Linked DNA regions of Homo sapiens: region 2 is linked to region 1. A link is a contact called in ENCODE Hi-C or POLR2A ChIA-PET data. All regions are on one chromosome and are shown on one strand. The core of a region is the stretch at or near the end of the contact, and the rest is flanking DNA. Distances in the headings are between cores, read along the strand shown. Region 1 overlaps ZFHX3 (zinc finger homeobox 3). Region 2 has its middle 28 kb from the start of ZFHX3-AS3.

Region 1 (7,527 bases), core at 2,874-5,373:
CTGGTGTGAAAAGCTGTTTCTCATTCTCCATTCTCTTACGTCTTGCAGAACCTCTTGTGAATGATCCACAGATTTAGGTAAATCAGAACATATTTACGGAATACTGTCTTCGGAGACACTGGGGAACAAGAAGAAGGGATGGAAAGGCCTGGCTCTCTTTCCTGGCATTTGGAGTCTGTGGACCAAACGCCTTCCTCTCACCTTTTCCTATTTCTCTCTGGCATGTTCCCCAAAAGAAAATTTCTTAGATTAGTTTGCCTTCATTGAACTCTCCAGGATGAGAGAGTTTCCAGAAGAAACAGAGTCTGCAAAGAGGAGCTGGGTTTTTAGGGCACCTTAATGGAGACTGTGGATCTCACCATTTATCTTAAAAAAGGGGTCAGGAACAAATTCTGAAAGCCATGGAAATTCCCTTTCCTGAAGTTCTTACGTAAATAGCATATAAATTTCATGACTCTGTCGACATATTTCCAGTATAAACTGTTTTCAGGTACTGGTTACAAGTCTCCTTTTGGATTCCAAAGGTATACCATGGCCCCTGACTTAGGCTGAGCAGCAAGGAGGTCTAATTTCAGAAAGTCTAATAGCTACCACTTTGTCAAAATATTTACGAATCCCCCCGATTCTCTATTTAGAAAGCCCTGGACCTTCTTATGAGAGAGAAACCTCAAACTTCCAGTACCTTCACCTACCCCCCACCCATCCAGAGGAATAAGTCACACCGTGGAATTCTTCGCATAAATGACATCTGCCGTCTTAGGGGTGGTCTGTAACCCTTAGGAGAATTTTGTGCAAATATTCCGTTGCTTCTGCATTCCAGGATAATGCGTTGTGTTACGGTTGTTTTAGGTAAACACACTCTGGCAGGAAAGCCAATATGGCAGGTGCCACATAATGGGGCAAAGGTGTGAACTCAATGTTGAATTCTTTCAACTTGCTGAGGACTTGGACTCAAAGGGCAGATTTGAATACGTCTAGTCCCAACAGGTGTTTCTGGTTTTTTTGTTTTGAAAGGGAAATCATAAGGGAACAATTAGGCATTGTCAGGAACATAGTCAGGAAAAGGCAAGAGTTTTTAAATAATTATATGATCCACCTGAACCATGTACTTTATTCTGTTTTACACATCAGTTGAAACTGTAAATACTAGTAAGTGTAGGGTGGGAAAGGCTGTTACTATGAAAACCATTTCGGTAGTATTGAGTAAGTATATATTTAATACTTAACAGAAATTGATTTTTAGCACTTACAGCAGCCGGGATGTAGAATGAAAGTTAAAATTTTCTAATGGCAGAAAATCTGTCACTCATAGAAATACTGGCGACTGTAGAAACTAGCAACATTAGGGTGGTGACTTGGGATGGTGTTGGCAAATACAGCAAAGAAAACTGTGGAATTCTCAGTGATGTGAATTTCATTCTTTTTCTTTGTATAAAAAGAAATTTATATGACATTAAAAAAAAATAGAAACAGGGTCTCACTATGTTGCCCAGGCTGGTCTCAAACTCCTGGGCTCAAGTGGTCCTCCTACCTTGGCCTCCAAACGTAAATTTCAGATAAGCAACAATGATGTTTTGTGTAAGTGTATCTCATAAATTATACTTACACTTACCTGAAATTCACATTTAACTGGGCATCCCGTGTTTTGTTTAGCAGCTCTACCTCTGGATAGCCTAGAAATTTGTTCATAATGACCTGCCAGCAGGCTCTATAGAAGTGTAAAGAGAGCTATGTGGCTTCCTTGTTTGTGAAACCCGTTTTCTTCCAGTGGTTCCCAACAAAAGAAATTTACAAATGCCTCTAATGATGATATCCAGTTTTTGTTATTTATAGAAAAGTGTCCTATCCAATATTCACATTTTGTGTGTTAAGTAAAATGCTTTCCTATAAAGAAATCTGAAATTTTCTCTAGAGCTGTTTGTTCAAACTTACTTTTCAGTCATTTTTTTCATGAGTCCCTTTTATTGAAATGCCTTTGCGTCACACAGTGGACATCAGGAGGCCTGGTTCGGTCACCAGCAACTTGGCCAGATGTTGAAGCTGCCCCTGGTTCACTCCAGGCCTTCTTGGTCTCCTCCTGCACTGGTTACTTATATGTAGACCATGAAAATTCACAGCACGTGAGCATTGCTCACAGTGCGTGGGAGACCCTGTGTGCCTATGGTGTATAGGTCGCTAATAGGGAATGCAGAGAGTAGGTTTAAATTGGGACTAATCATCAAGAATGATTAGGAGATGTTCTCTAGGGTCCCCCTCCTGGTTCTGTAAAAGGCAAACTAGTTAGAAGGTTAGAAATGTTTATCTACTGATAGTGTTTGGTTTGTAACCTGTTAATGAGTGGAGCATGTTCCCGGACTCAGGATGAGAGCCTCCAAAGCATAGCCAGTCTCTTAGGTCAACAGTGATACCCACATTGCCTTGGCAGGGCCGGCCTGTGCACTGGGGTTGCTGAAGGGGTTTACACCCACCTGCTGTTCCTTTTGAGTCTCTCTTCCTGTCTTCTGTCGCTGGCAGTATGCTCTTCCTGGAGGATGACTGGACCTTTCTAACCCCTTCTGAGCTGACCTCTGTGGAGTTTTCTTGGTGGCACGTGTCACACCGGGGCATCCGTGTCTTCCTGCTGCCCCTCAGAATGAGACAGAAGTCTGGGTTCTGGGTGGAAGGCATCCTTGCATTGGCTACCCTGACTTCTTCTCCTCCCATGGGTTCAGACCCCAGCCCTCAGGACCCAAGAGGCACAGGATTTCCCAGATTTCCCTGTGCAGCTTCTGGGAGACTGAAATCACTGGGAAGGGGTCTTCGTTCCCTGGGTCAACAACATTTGTGGAGTACTGATTTTGTGCTGGCCATTGAAGTAGGATTTTGTACAGACTCAGGCTCACGAATGTGTAATGTGTTACTAAAAAACTTGTTTGGGGCCATGGCTCACACCTGTAAACTCAACACAGGGAGGCTGAGGCAGGAGAACCACTTGAGCCCGGGAGTTCAAGACCAGCCTGGGCAACATAAACAGACCCTGTCTCTATAAAAAAATTTAAAAAATTAGCCAGGTGTGGCGGCACACACCTCTGGTCCTAGCTGCAGTGGGGACTGAGGTGGGAGGATCAGCTGAGCCTGAGAGTTCAAGACCAGCCTGGGCAACATAGCCAGACCTCATCTCTACAAAAAATAAAAAAATTATCAGGGTGTGGTGGTGCTTATAGTCCCAGCTACATGAGAGGGCTGCGGTGGGAGGATTGCTTGAGCCGAGGAGGTCAAGGCTGCAGTGAGCCATGATCACAGCACTGCACACAACCTCTGCCTCCCGGGTTCAAGTGATTCTCCTGCCTCAGCCTCCCAAGTAGCTGGGATTACAGGCGCCTGCCACCATACCCGGCTAATTTTTGTGTTTTTAGTAGAGACAGGGTTTCACCGTGTTGGCCAGGCTGGTCTCGAACTCCTGACCTCAAGTGATCCGCCCACTTGGGCCTCCCAAAGTGCTGGGATTACAGGCCTGAGCCACTGCACCCAGCCTGTATCTATGGGCCTTCGGGACAATGAGAATGATAATGTCGGGGTTTGGTGTTTGCTCCCAGACCCCTTTTGCCCTTGGGAGCGAGTCTGTGTCACTGCAGTGGTCCTGCAGATGCCTGTTGGCGCTACTGAAGATCTGGGAGGAGCTCCGATTGTGTTTATGGCAGGGAGTGTCTTAGCAGAGTGGCTCCATCTAGCTTTAGAACATGTCTTGCTGGTTTCGAACAGGGCTTGTTTGATTTGAATGTTTCATGTTCCAGATTCTTTACGAACTGCTCATTGTCGCAGGCCCAGGAAGGTTCTCTGAGCAGCATCGGATGTTTTTGCTCTGTGGAGGGTACTCTGTGCCTCGAGATGGGGGTGGGGGAGATCAAAGGTAACCCCACTGGCTCGTCCCCAGCTGAGGAGTCCCCTGCTCCAAGATGGTTTTCACTGTGGTCCTCCCATAGCTCCTGTGCCTTTGTCTTCTATACTTCCCCTCTACCGCCATGTCTCTTGTTTTCTAAAATAATTATAGATAGAGAAGCATGGGGAATATTCCTCGGCTCCTCTAGTGAGCCAGGCCAAGTGGCGCGGGTCCCAGGGCTATGTGTCCTAGACATGAGTCAGCAAGTGTGACTCCGAAGCCAGCTGTGCTTGAGGAAGCACTGTGGGGAGTGATTTGGCTGGAGACTTCTGTTTGTGCGTGGTTGTTCACTTTCTGGTTCTCAGATTAGGCTCTGACCATTTTCATTATTAATTTTTTTTTGCCCAGACTGGGTTCACATTAGTGATGGCTGCAGCTGTCAGCGGAGGAAGACCAAACAACTCCTCCAGGGACAAGAGCTCTGACCTCTGTCCCGTCTCTTTGTGTCCAACTCGGAATCCATACTCGGCTCTCTTCACCTCCAGGGTCTTGCCGCCCTAATTCATGTCTCTGAGTGTTTAGTGCTTTGGGGTTATCCAAAACTCATGCCTTGGGGGCGTGCCGATTTGCTCTGAGGTGGTGAGTTCTCGAGTGACACCTCTGTGGATGGCTATTCCTCCCTGATGTTCTAGCTAGCTTCCCGAGGGACCCACCAAATTCTCCAGAAACTCCCTCTCCCTTCCCGCTGCCTCCCGCAAACACATTCGGACGCCTGTCTTCTTTTCCTGGCCTGTGCTTTCTTCCTCTTGGAGTGTGGCATTTGGAATCAAGTCACCTGGGGAGATTTCAGACAACAGCCACAAAGCCCAGCTCCGCTGAGGGGAGACTAATTACACAGCTAATTAATCCAACAGATGTCATTTTAAGTGCTCATTTCTGTGTGATTTGGTTACACACGCCCTGCGTTGCTGAGATGGGCACGGGGCCCTGTTGGAAAGTATCTTTTATTTTTTAATCAGACTTTAAGGAAGAGCATATTTCCTGTCCATCTTTTATGCTCTAGTGACATATCCCTGGTTTTCCAGAACTGTCTCTCCAGCTGCTGTACCCACACACGGCATCTCTGCCCCACACGGGTGTCACACTGTTTGGCACCACGCTGGTCTCTGCGTCATGTGCTAGGTGGTTTCACCAACTGGTTCGTAAACCTCTTGAGGACCTGGATTGCCTTCAGTTTTGTGAGTTTCTCAAGAATGCAGCACAAGTAGACATCAGCAGGTGGTTATCCGTTTCTCTCCATTTACTCTCTTGTCTTTACTGACAGCAAGTTTCTTTGCAAGAAAAGTAGCTGAGGAGTGTCTGAAAGGTGTTGTTTTACAAGTGGAGGGTTAAGAAGTATAGGACACCAGTGATTGTTGGAAAACTGAAAAAGTCGTGCATAGGACAAACAAACCAAAAAAAGGCTCTTGGAGGCAGAGGAGGAAGGTCAGGAAGTGAGAGGAGATGGTGTTTTCCTTCCTTCCCTCTGCAGTGGTAGAAGTGGAACAGAGAGGATGGAAAGGTACTGCCTTCTGCAGGTGGCGTGGGAGCAGCTGCGGGGTGTAGCATGGCGGTGGCCCTGAAGCTGGCAGCCTGTACTCATGGAAGTCACCTGGTCCTCCATGGGGGCTGGCACCCAAGGCCCAAGGCCGCATTGCCCAGCAACCCCTCACTCTGAATCATGCCCACTCTGGGAGTTGACTCACCATGTCCCCTCCCAGTTGCTGGATCCAGAAGTGACACTTTTCACCACTAGTAGGACAGGTCGCCAGTGGTTTCTGTGTTGCTGACTCTGTCGGCTGTGTCCTAATTCGCCGGACCTTTCAGCCGCCTTTGCCACTCTTGCCCTTTGTCTATCTCTGTTGGCTTCTCTTCTGTGACTTCACGATGAGTGTTATTATGCCCCCAGGCTTGTCCCAGAGCCCCTTCTTTTTTCTGTCTGTAACTCTCCCTAAGTATCTCATTCAGTCCAGTGGTTTTAAACCCCATCTACTTTCTGATGACATCTGAATCTGTCCCTAGCCTAGGCCTCTTCCTGTATCCAGCTCCCCACCTGGCATTTGCATTCGAATGTCTGAGAATGAACTCCGCAGGCTTAGCATGGTGCAGAAAGGACTCTGTGACCAGAACCCCCAAATGCTTATGGGCTCCCCCATCTCGGTTAGGGCCACCTCCAGCATATCATTTGCTTAACCCAAAAAGCTGGGAACTATCTGTGGGGCTCCTTGTCTTTTGCTCCCCTACAGCCAAACCATCAGCAAGTTCTGTGGGTGCTTCCTTCAAAAATACATTTGCACCACCACCCTCCCAGGCCAGCCCCCATCGTCTCTCTGTATTTCAACTCTCCCCCGCCTCTACTCTTGCCCTTTACAATCCCCTCTCCATACAGGGATTTTACGAAGAGGAAAATCAGGTCATATCACTCTCTTGCAAAGACCCCACAAAGGCTTTCCACCTCACTTAAGATAAAAGCTCACCTTTGTACTGTGGCTTACAAGCTCCTTTGTGATCTGAACTCCTCCCACCATGCTGACCTCATTTTACAACCCTCTCCCCTTTGCCCCCTACACTGCAGCCACAGCAGCCTTCTCTGTTCATTCAACATGCTAAGCTGGCGCCTGCCACAGGGCCTTTGCACTTGCTGTTCTACTGAGTGTATGTACCTCCTTGACCTTGACATTCAGCTCTCATTCAATATCTGGTCGTCAAAGAGGCTTTCCCTGACAACCCAGTCTCAAGGAGCTACACCATCACTTCACTCAAGATAACTTCTCTGCATTGACAGTGATTATATTTATTTTTCTTGTCTGTTCATTAATTTAGTTGTCTGCCAAGACAGCAGAGACCTACGTTGCCCCATTAACAGCTCTGTCCCTAATGCTTAGAACAGTGTGTGACACCAGCTCAATAAATATTGAACCATAGGGTACCAGCAGAGCATGCCGTGCTTCTGCCCTGTGCTAGAACAGGTACAACAGCCTCATGCGCACACTTGGCATTTCATAAGGTAGAGCCCTAAGGCATATGTTGGTGTAAAGTGGATGGCTTGTGTGGACCAGGTCATTGCAGAGCTTCTGCAGCCCAGGTCATTTACCATCAGCTTCACACACAGCTCTGTTCCTGTACTGACCCCTGAGACACAGCCCTGGCAAGATCATGCAGCTGGTGTCAAATTACTTTGAAAATTCCCACGTGCTGCTGGCCACCCGTGAGTTTCGGCTCTGTCCGCCCAAATTCTGCCAACTAAAATCACTGCTCTTTCTCCCCAGCACTCTCATCAAAATGCCTTGTTCCTTTCCCATTCTTATGATAGACCATATTTTTAGTGGTCTTTCTTCTCTGCTTAGTTGTAAGATCCTTACCGGTGGGATCTGTTTATTCTCACCCAACTTTGTAGCCTTCCCAGGGTCTTGGGGATATTAGGTAGACTATCAGCAAGTGTCGCCTGATGATTTGATGGCAAAAGATGGATTTTTTTTTTTTTTTTAAGACAGAGTGTCACTCTGTCGCCCAGGCTGGAGTGCAGTGGCGTGATCTCAGCTCACTGCAACCCCCCCCTCCCGAGTTCAAGCGATTCTCAGCCTTCCGAGTAGCTGGGACTACAGGCACATGCCACCATGCCCAGCTAA
Region 2 (7,527 bases), core at 1,973-4,472, 270 kb before region 1:
ACCATCCAGCTTGCTCTTGGAGGCTTTTGTCATCCAAACGCCACTCCTAATGTTAAAGTCTAGGAGATAGTGCAGAGAATGTTCTGGAGGAAAATGACAGCTTCCACAAGTCTGTAGGATAGATTCCTCAGAAGTAGAAAAGCTGAGACAAAGGGCACGGACATACATTTGGCTCTTCTGTTGCCAATTTTTTTCTTCCAAAACGTTGGCGCAATTTACACCTGCCATGTTAGAGTGGCTATTTCACTTCTCCAGGCCAGTACTGGGTTTTCTCTCTGTCTCTTACTTATTGTTACTTATTACTGACTGTTTCCTCTCCTCTCTGCCCTCACCTTCTCTTTTCCCAAGTAACTTAATGGACAAAATGTTCCCTTATTTTAATTTGCATGATTCTGATTTTTACTGATGTCAAAATTATTTTCCCAAATATTATTTGCTGGCCACTGATATCGCCTCTCTAGTGAGCCACTTATTTTCTAGATGGCTAACTTGTGCTGGAGTCAAACCTTAATGTCTACTCTAGTTATTAAATGAGTGAAGCCAACTGGCCCAAGGGGTACTGCTGTCGTTCTTTTGGCTTTATTATTACCTATTTACTAACCAAATGAACCAACTGGTCACTGTTAAAAATATTTCTGGCTAGAAATACAGAATGTTGAAACCACAGGTAGCCTTCTCATTATATCCTACATTGGTAAACACCCCGCCACAGTCTAATTTTGTGCCCTGTAATTTAAGAGGAAAGTGAACAACGTTTACTTCATAAAAGAGCAGTAACAGAAGAATGAACTTGAAACTGCCCTTATTTAATTGGTCAAGAAGCTCTAGAACCGTGTGTCGTCTAGTGCTTGCTGGCTCTTTCCTCTGGGTTTAAGTTTCATGAATGTTCTTGACAGCCTTTATAAATGATCATCAATATATTTGAGATAGTAAACCTTGGAGTACAGGGACTGAGTCAATTCCCTTGTTACCATTCTGCATAAATAGGTACTTTTTTTTATTTTTTATTTTATTTTAGTTCTATTTATTTATTTATTTATTTATTTATTTATTTATTTTTGAGATGGATTCTCGCTCTGTCACCCAGGCTGGAGTGCAGTGGCGTGATCTCAGCTCACTGCAACCTCCACCTCTCAGGTTCAAGTGATTCTCCCACCTCAGCCTCCCAAGTAGCTGCAACTACAGGTACCCGCCATCACACCCGGATAATTTTAATATTTTTATTAGAAATGGGGTTTCACCATGTTGGCCAGGCTGGTCTTGAAATCCTGACCCCAAGTGATCCACCCGCCTCGGCCTCTCAAAGTGCTGGGATTACAGGCATGAGCCACCATGCCCGGCCTACAAATAGATATTTTCTGAGCATTCTGTTTAATTGTATATCGAGATGGTGGCCATGTGTAGTGGGGAAAAAGAAAAATGGGTGGGAGAATTTTTGTAAATGTATTTAATTGGAAAAAAAATACTGAATACATGTTGATAAAGGAGAAGACTACAGATGCCAGTATGAATCTCTGAATGAGAAAATATTGAGAAATCTTACTATGATGTAACCAAGCTCTGGCCTAGATAAGAAAGGCAGTAGCGAACTCTAAGCTTCCCTAGGGATATAAAGAGATCAAAATTGAAAGGGAGACACCCTGACATAAATGTCTAAAACAGCAGACTCCCTGTTTTCCTGTGTTGTGTTGGCCAGATCTCTTCATTAACTATCTCCCATGCCTCCCCAGTATCAATAGTGGTTCATAATGATGACCTGGGGGCACAGCAAGATCTTGAAGTGCCCTCTGACTCATCAAAGAAATATTAAATTAAATGTATTTTCTGGTGGCCTAATTCTTTTAAAATTGGTAATCCATGTGTGGTATATATGATAATTCCCTATTAATTCAATCTTTGATTCAACCAGAGCAATATTTGAGTTATCCATTTCCCAACCACAGGAAAGAGTTGACGGTAGTTTTTAAAATGTAGTCAATCGCATCTCTATTGTATGTTGCCCAAAGAATTTACATAAGCACGGCAGAATATCCGTTGTTTTCTTGCTCTGTGATAAAAGTTCATTTTTAAAACCTCAAATTGCGATTTGTCAAAGTCCATTTGCCAGTTCTTTAACAATTTCAGCCAAATTGTAAATTGTATAACTGTCTGCATCATTTGCATACATAATCATGTTAGAGTGATGGTATAATCTGGGCACATCATTTATGAGAAGAAGGAACAATAGAAGCCAGCTTTCCATTCTTGGGATACTCAGAGTAATTTATTACAAGGCTGATGTTTTCTTTCTAATTTCCACCAAATGATCTCTTTTAGAATGATGAGCGCTAAGGACTGCTGTCCCTTGTGTATTATTTTTACTGCTTTCCTAATCTTGAATTGAAAGCCAAAATGAGCACCATGTTACAAAGCTGCTTCATTCACGCACACACACACACTCACAGCCACACGCGGTCATTTCAGTCCAAATAATATCACAAGAGTTCAATGAAACATCCTCCTCAAATGGTGCCCCATGTTAAATTAATTTAATCTCTGGATCTCGTTATTGAGGATTCTTTTTTCTGTGCATTGACAATTTGCCAATTGCTCGCTTCCTATTTTTAATCAATCTTGCAGATAATTTACCAGCTAACTAAATCGTTTTACTGGCCTATCATACTTCTGAACCCAACAGAGAGCAAAAGTAAATACAATCAGTCTTGTGTTGCGCCATCAGAAATTTATGATGACCCCAGGCAAGTAGCTTTCTGCAAGACTAATTTATGTATAGTCATATCTGTCACTGTGGCACTTGGACATGTCCTAGGCTTTTTTATTAGTTATTTCTAGTAACAACCCTGTGAGATCTCAAGGTGGGTTAGATATACCCTTTCTCGAGAGGCCTCTGAAATTGCATTAGATACCTACATTTTGGGACTCAGCCCTTCACTCAAGAGTATGGTCCAGACCATCAATCAGGGTCACTTGGAGTCCTAGGACTCTGAATCTCTGAGCAGCCCACACTCGTTATTCCACTTGCTAGTGTCTTACCCCACAATAAACACTGCAGCCCAGAGAGGAAATCACCTTCCTGGGGTCATAAAACAATTTAGTAGTAGTAAGATTAGGCTCCCTTGTAAGTTAATGGTTAATACAGACTCAGATAAGCATGGATTGAAATCCAAACTCAGCAGTCTACTCATGCAACGACTATGGGCAAGTTGCCTAACTCCTTTTGTAGCACTTTCAACCTCTTTAAAATGAGGAAAGCCGTGACTACCCTGCTGAGGTTATTGTGAAGGTTCAACTAGCAACAGCTCCCCATCCAAGTGTTGTGCTAGGCTATTTATGCTCTTTGCTGTGTTTAATCTGCACTATATCCTTGCAAGGTGGAAGGTTCCTGATACAAGGGGTATAGAGCTCCCAAGACAGCAGGGTTCCCTCAGGGACTGGTACCAGTCCATGGCCTGTTAGGAACCAGGTCACACAGCAGGAGGTGAGTGGCAGGTGAGCAAGCAAAGCTTCATCTGTATTTACAGCCATTCCCCGTCACTCGCATTACCACTGGGCTCCGCCTCCTGTCACAAGAGCAGTGACATTAGATTCTCACAGGAGCACAAACCCTATTGTGAACTGCACTTGCGAGGGATCTAGGTTGGGCACTTCTTGTGAGAATCTAATGCCTGATGATCTGTCACTGTCTCCCATTACCCGCTAGTTGCAGGAAAACAAGCTCAGAGCTCCCATTGAACCTACATTTTGGTGAGTTGTATAATTATTTCATTATATATTATAATGAATATAATAATAATAGAAATAATAATTTCTATAATAATAATAGAAATAAAGTGCACAGTAAATGTAATGCGCTTGATTCATCCCCAAACCATTCCCCCTACCCCCGACCCATAGTCCGTGGAAAAACTGTCTTTCATGAAACCAGTCCCTGATGCCAAAAAAGTTGGGGACCACTGCAGTGGAGAAAACCACCTCAATTGTCTTTCTTTCCTGTCTAAAAACCAACTGTTTATTTACTAAAAAAAAAATCTTGAAATTCGGAGAGGAATCTTTTCCATTCAAGTTGTAAAATCATAGGTTAACAGAGTTCAAAGTAATTTTGGCTTAACATACTCAAGTGCAGGCAGACAGCAATTGATGAAGCTCTCTGCTAATTCTTAGAACAATTCCAGCTTTCATATACCAGTCTGAAACTCACCAGACCCAACTCTCTCCCCTGAGGTATAGATGGACAATTGTCACTGGCTCAAATGGGAGTCATGCCCAGGTACCACTGAGCATTTGTAAATTAGTGATTTGATACACATAAGTCTCTTAGTACAGCCTATATACTGCAGTAAGTGCTCAGTAAGTGTTAGCTAGTATTATTACTATGAGCATTCACCTATCCCCAGCCCACCCAGCTCAGGTTAGATGGACCAGCTTTTTAAATATCCAAAGCTAGGAAGAGTCTCCTGTCCAGCTCAGAATTTGTTTGAATGGTTTTCACATGTTTTCTGGCCTAATGGTACCAAATAATTTTCCATAAATGTTTATGGAACAGAAACAAATATGCACCCACTAGGAACAAGGCATCATTAGGGATATAAAGATGGAGATTGAATTCTGACCTCAGAGAGCTTACGCTCTATTGAAAGAGAGAAGCAGGGCCTATCCATAATGCAAGTCAAATTGTGGGAATTTTAAAAAATAATGTCTGTATGTAAAGTACAAGAGGACTGGATGGGCCATGGAACTTTCTAGAGGAAGTGACATGAAAGCAGGGCCTTGAAGGATTAAGTCATCCTTCCTTCCTTCCAGCCATTTATCTCTCCACCCACCCTTCCTACTGAGTGCCTGGCAGTAAGCAAAAGGAATGCAAAGTCAGTTGATGCATAGTCTCGACCCTCAAGGCCATTCCAGGCATATGGAAGAGATACACGTGTGGGTCAGTGACTCCTGGACGACGGAGTAGATGCTGATAAAATAGGCACCAAGAGGCTGTGTGAGCATGGGGGAGGGTCTCCTAAATTAAAAGGAGAGATCAGGGAAGGCTTCCAGGAGGAGGTGATGCTTCAGCTAAATTTAGAAGACTAGGCTGGGAAGATCAAGAAGAGGGTAGAAGATAGGAACGAAAAAGAAAAAAAAAAGTTATGTCAAGGCGTGGAGGCAAAAAAAAAAAAAAAAAAAAGAAAGAAAGAAAGATGAAGCCTTGTGGCACCCCAGGTAGTTCAGAGTGTGCAGGAGGGCTGGGGATAAAAGCACAGTAAGGTGGGTGGGATGGTCATGACTTTGATGGGGGTGGAGGAGAGCAAAGGAGGTGGTCGTTCCAGAGAGAAGGACCTGCAAAATCAAAGGCAAAGAGATGTGAAAAGTGCATCACATGAAAGAAGGCCAACGAGCAGTGGAGTGTGGCTGGAGCAGAGGGTAGCAGAGAGGTGAGCCTGGAAAGCTAGACTGGGGCCGAAGTCCATCTTCCTGCTGTGGAATTCCTGTCTGGTTCCCTCAGCACCATCTGGTTGGCCCAGTCTCAGCATTACAGTGTAGTCATTTCGACTCCAGCAGCCCGAACATCTTCCCCTGCCATAGCGATGGTTTTACAACTTTGATTTTGATTCTGGGCCAAACTGGCCATATGGCTGGGCTGCCTTAGTACAGAAACTCTTTGAGCTATTCACCCTGGGTGAGGTTCATATTTTCTTCTCAGGCTTCATATTTCTCTTCCATGTGGCTTTTGATTGGTATTCTATTTTGGCCAACAGTTAATTTCAGAAAGAGATGGTTAGGAAATAACTAAGAGATGGGTGATTCAAAATGAACACATTCTTTTAATGGTGTTCATTCTAGAGAGTTTCAAGGGCTCAGAAATATTGAGTCTAGCCCAGGTTTTGGCCACATTTATGAATTCTAACAAGGGCAGTACTCTTACACATCACCCAGGGACAAAGAATGGGTGGTTGGCTACACAGACTTATAGTGAATAATATTGAGCTGAGATCTTTACATTTAAATGCCTTTTTTAAGAAAATGATTGTGAGTCACAGTTAAAAAAAAATGTTCTTCCCACTGATTTATGTTCTTGGTGTTTTCTGGGAATTTTGTCAATCTTCAGAGAAGTCTGATCATTTGTGGATTGTGTTAAATTCCTGAGAAACACTACCACGCCGTAAGTGGCTTTCATTCATCAATATGTAGGAAGCATGAAGGACAGGCAGCAATTCTTTCTAATAAGTTTAGTCCAGTAAATGCCTACTGTGCTTCTAGCTCTTTGTTTGGTATTGCAGATGCTAAGAAAATACAGTGACTATTCTTAAGGAGATTTCATGTAATTCAGCATTACCTGAACCAAAACGAAACAAAAATAGTGAATCTTCATCTTCATTATTATTTTTAAGGATTTTTCAGCTTCTCTCTTCTTGCTCTAGTAGAGCGTTTCTCATACCAAAGCAGTTGCACAGCCAAGTCTAAGATGCTTTTGCAGCATTTTCCTCTCACATGGACAACAAAATTGTTGAAGCCCTTTTAATTTAGTGAACCTGCCTAAGCATTCCAAATTTATTTCAGAATAAGTTTGAAACATGCAGATTGTTCACAGATAAAATTGTCCTAATTAATCAAGCCTCTTTGGGTTGAAACTAACTGTAACCAGATTCACATTAGCTTAAGTAAAAATGGCAGTGTTTTAATTCATAGACTAAAATGCATGGGGTTGGCTGCTTTAGGCTTAGCTGGATTCAACAGCTCAAACAGTAATATCTGACTCCCCTACTCTCCCCACACCTACTTTGGTTCTGTTTTCCTCTGTGTTTGCCTCATTTCCAGGTGGGCTATTGGCATGTGGTAGCCCCTGGCAGCCCAAACTCACATCCACCAGCATAAATACCCCAAGGGGACAGAGCCCCCCCATTGCCAATGGTTTCAGCAAAAGATCTTGCTTTGGCTCTCACTGTCTCAGCTCATGTCCATCACTGTAGACAAGGTGGTGTAGTGTCCAGCTGGCCTGGCTTGGATCAACCTAGAGCCAGGGAGTAGGGTCTGCCCTGCCCAAACCAAATGAACTGAGAGCAGGGAAAGGTGCTTCCCCATAAAAGAAATTTAGAGTGCACATTTCAAAAGAAAGGGAAGCAATACAGAGCAAGCAAGCACCATGTTCATTACAATTATCTCAGTACGTCCCAAGGCATTGGAAAATTGGGTGGTTTACATCAGGTGAAGGATGAATAATCATGAGCGTAACAGGTAATACATAATTAAAAAGTAAAGTATGTCATCAAAAAATTGGCTTTTAAAAAATATTCAAATGCTAAATAGCTCCTTTGATAGGATTATTTTCCCTGATTTCAACAAATTAACTATAATTGGTCCAGATGCTTTCTAAATTCACTTTAAGCTTAAAAAAAAAGTCTGTGATTTGTGAATTGGTTAGGTTCATTGTTTTGGAAGCATCCAGAAATGGTTTTCAGGTCATAGAGTTAGGTAAGCTACATGATACTGTGTAAACAGTCTGACATTTATCGGTTTTTTCAGACTATGGCTTCCTCACAGGGC

The links. A loop is a pair of places that touch in the nucleus more often than their neighbours do. ChIA-PET counts read pairs that join two places held with the same protein, here RNA polymerase II (POLR2A). Pooled maps may share reads with other maps.
Region 2: a map of IMR-90 shows a loop between it and region 1 (2.5-fold over the local background). The contact joins two enhancer-like sites. A Hi-C loop is called at or near these places in 4 of 168 maps with a recorded cell type or tissue (IMR-90, esophagus squamous epithelium, gastrocnemius medialis and 1 more) and 9 of 50 pooled maps. POLR2A ChIA-PET finds 5 or more read pairs at or near these places in 1 of 52 experiments (BJ).

The regions. Positions count from the first base shown.
Region 1 is chr16:72,935,592-72,943,118 of GRCh38, reverse strand. All of the region lies in intron 3 of ZFHX3 (zinc finger homeobox 3), which reads left to right. Among named protein-coding and RNA genes, the nearest start is that of ZFHX3, 110 kb to the left of the region's middle. RefSeq lists enhancers at 3,975-4,269, 6,295-6,589. Within about 2 kb of position 4,123, at least 25 of the 41 ENCODE cell types and tissues checked have a DNase peak (open chromatin) inside an H3K27ac peak, as active enhancers do.
Region 2 is chr16:73,200,551-73,208,077 of GRCh38, reverse strand. It overlaps a transcript of ZFHX3 not described here. Among named protein-coding and RNA genes, the nearest start is that of ZFHX3-AS3, 28 kb to the left of the region's middle. Within about 2 kb of position 3,222, at least 4 of the 41 ENCODE cell types and tissues checked have a DNase peak (open chromatin) inside an H3K27ac peak, as active enhancers do.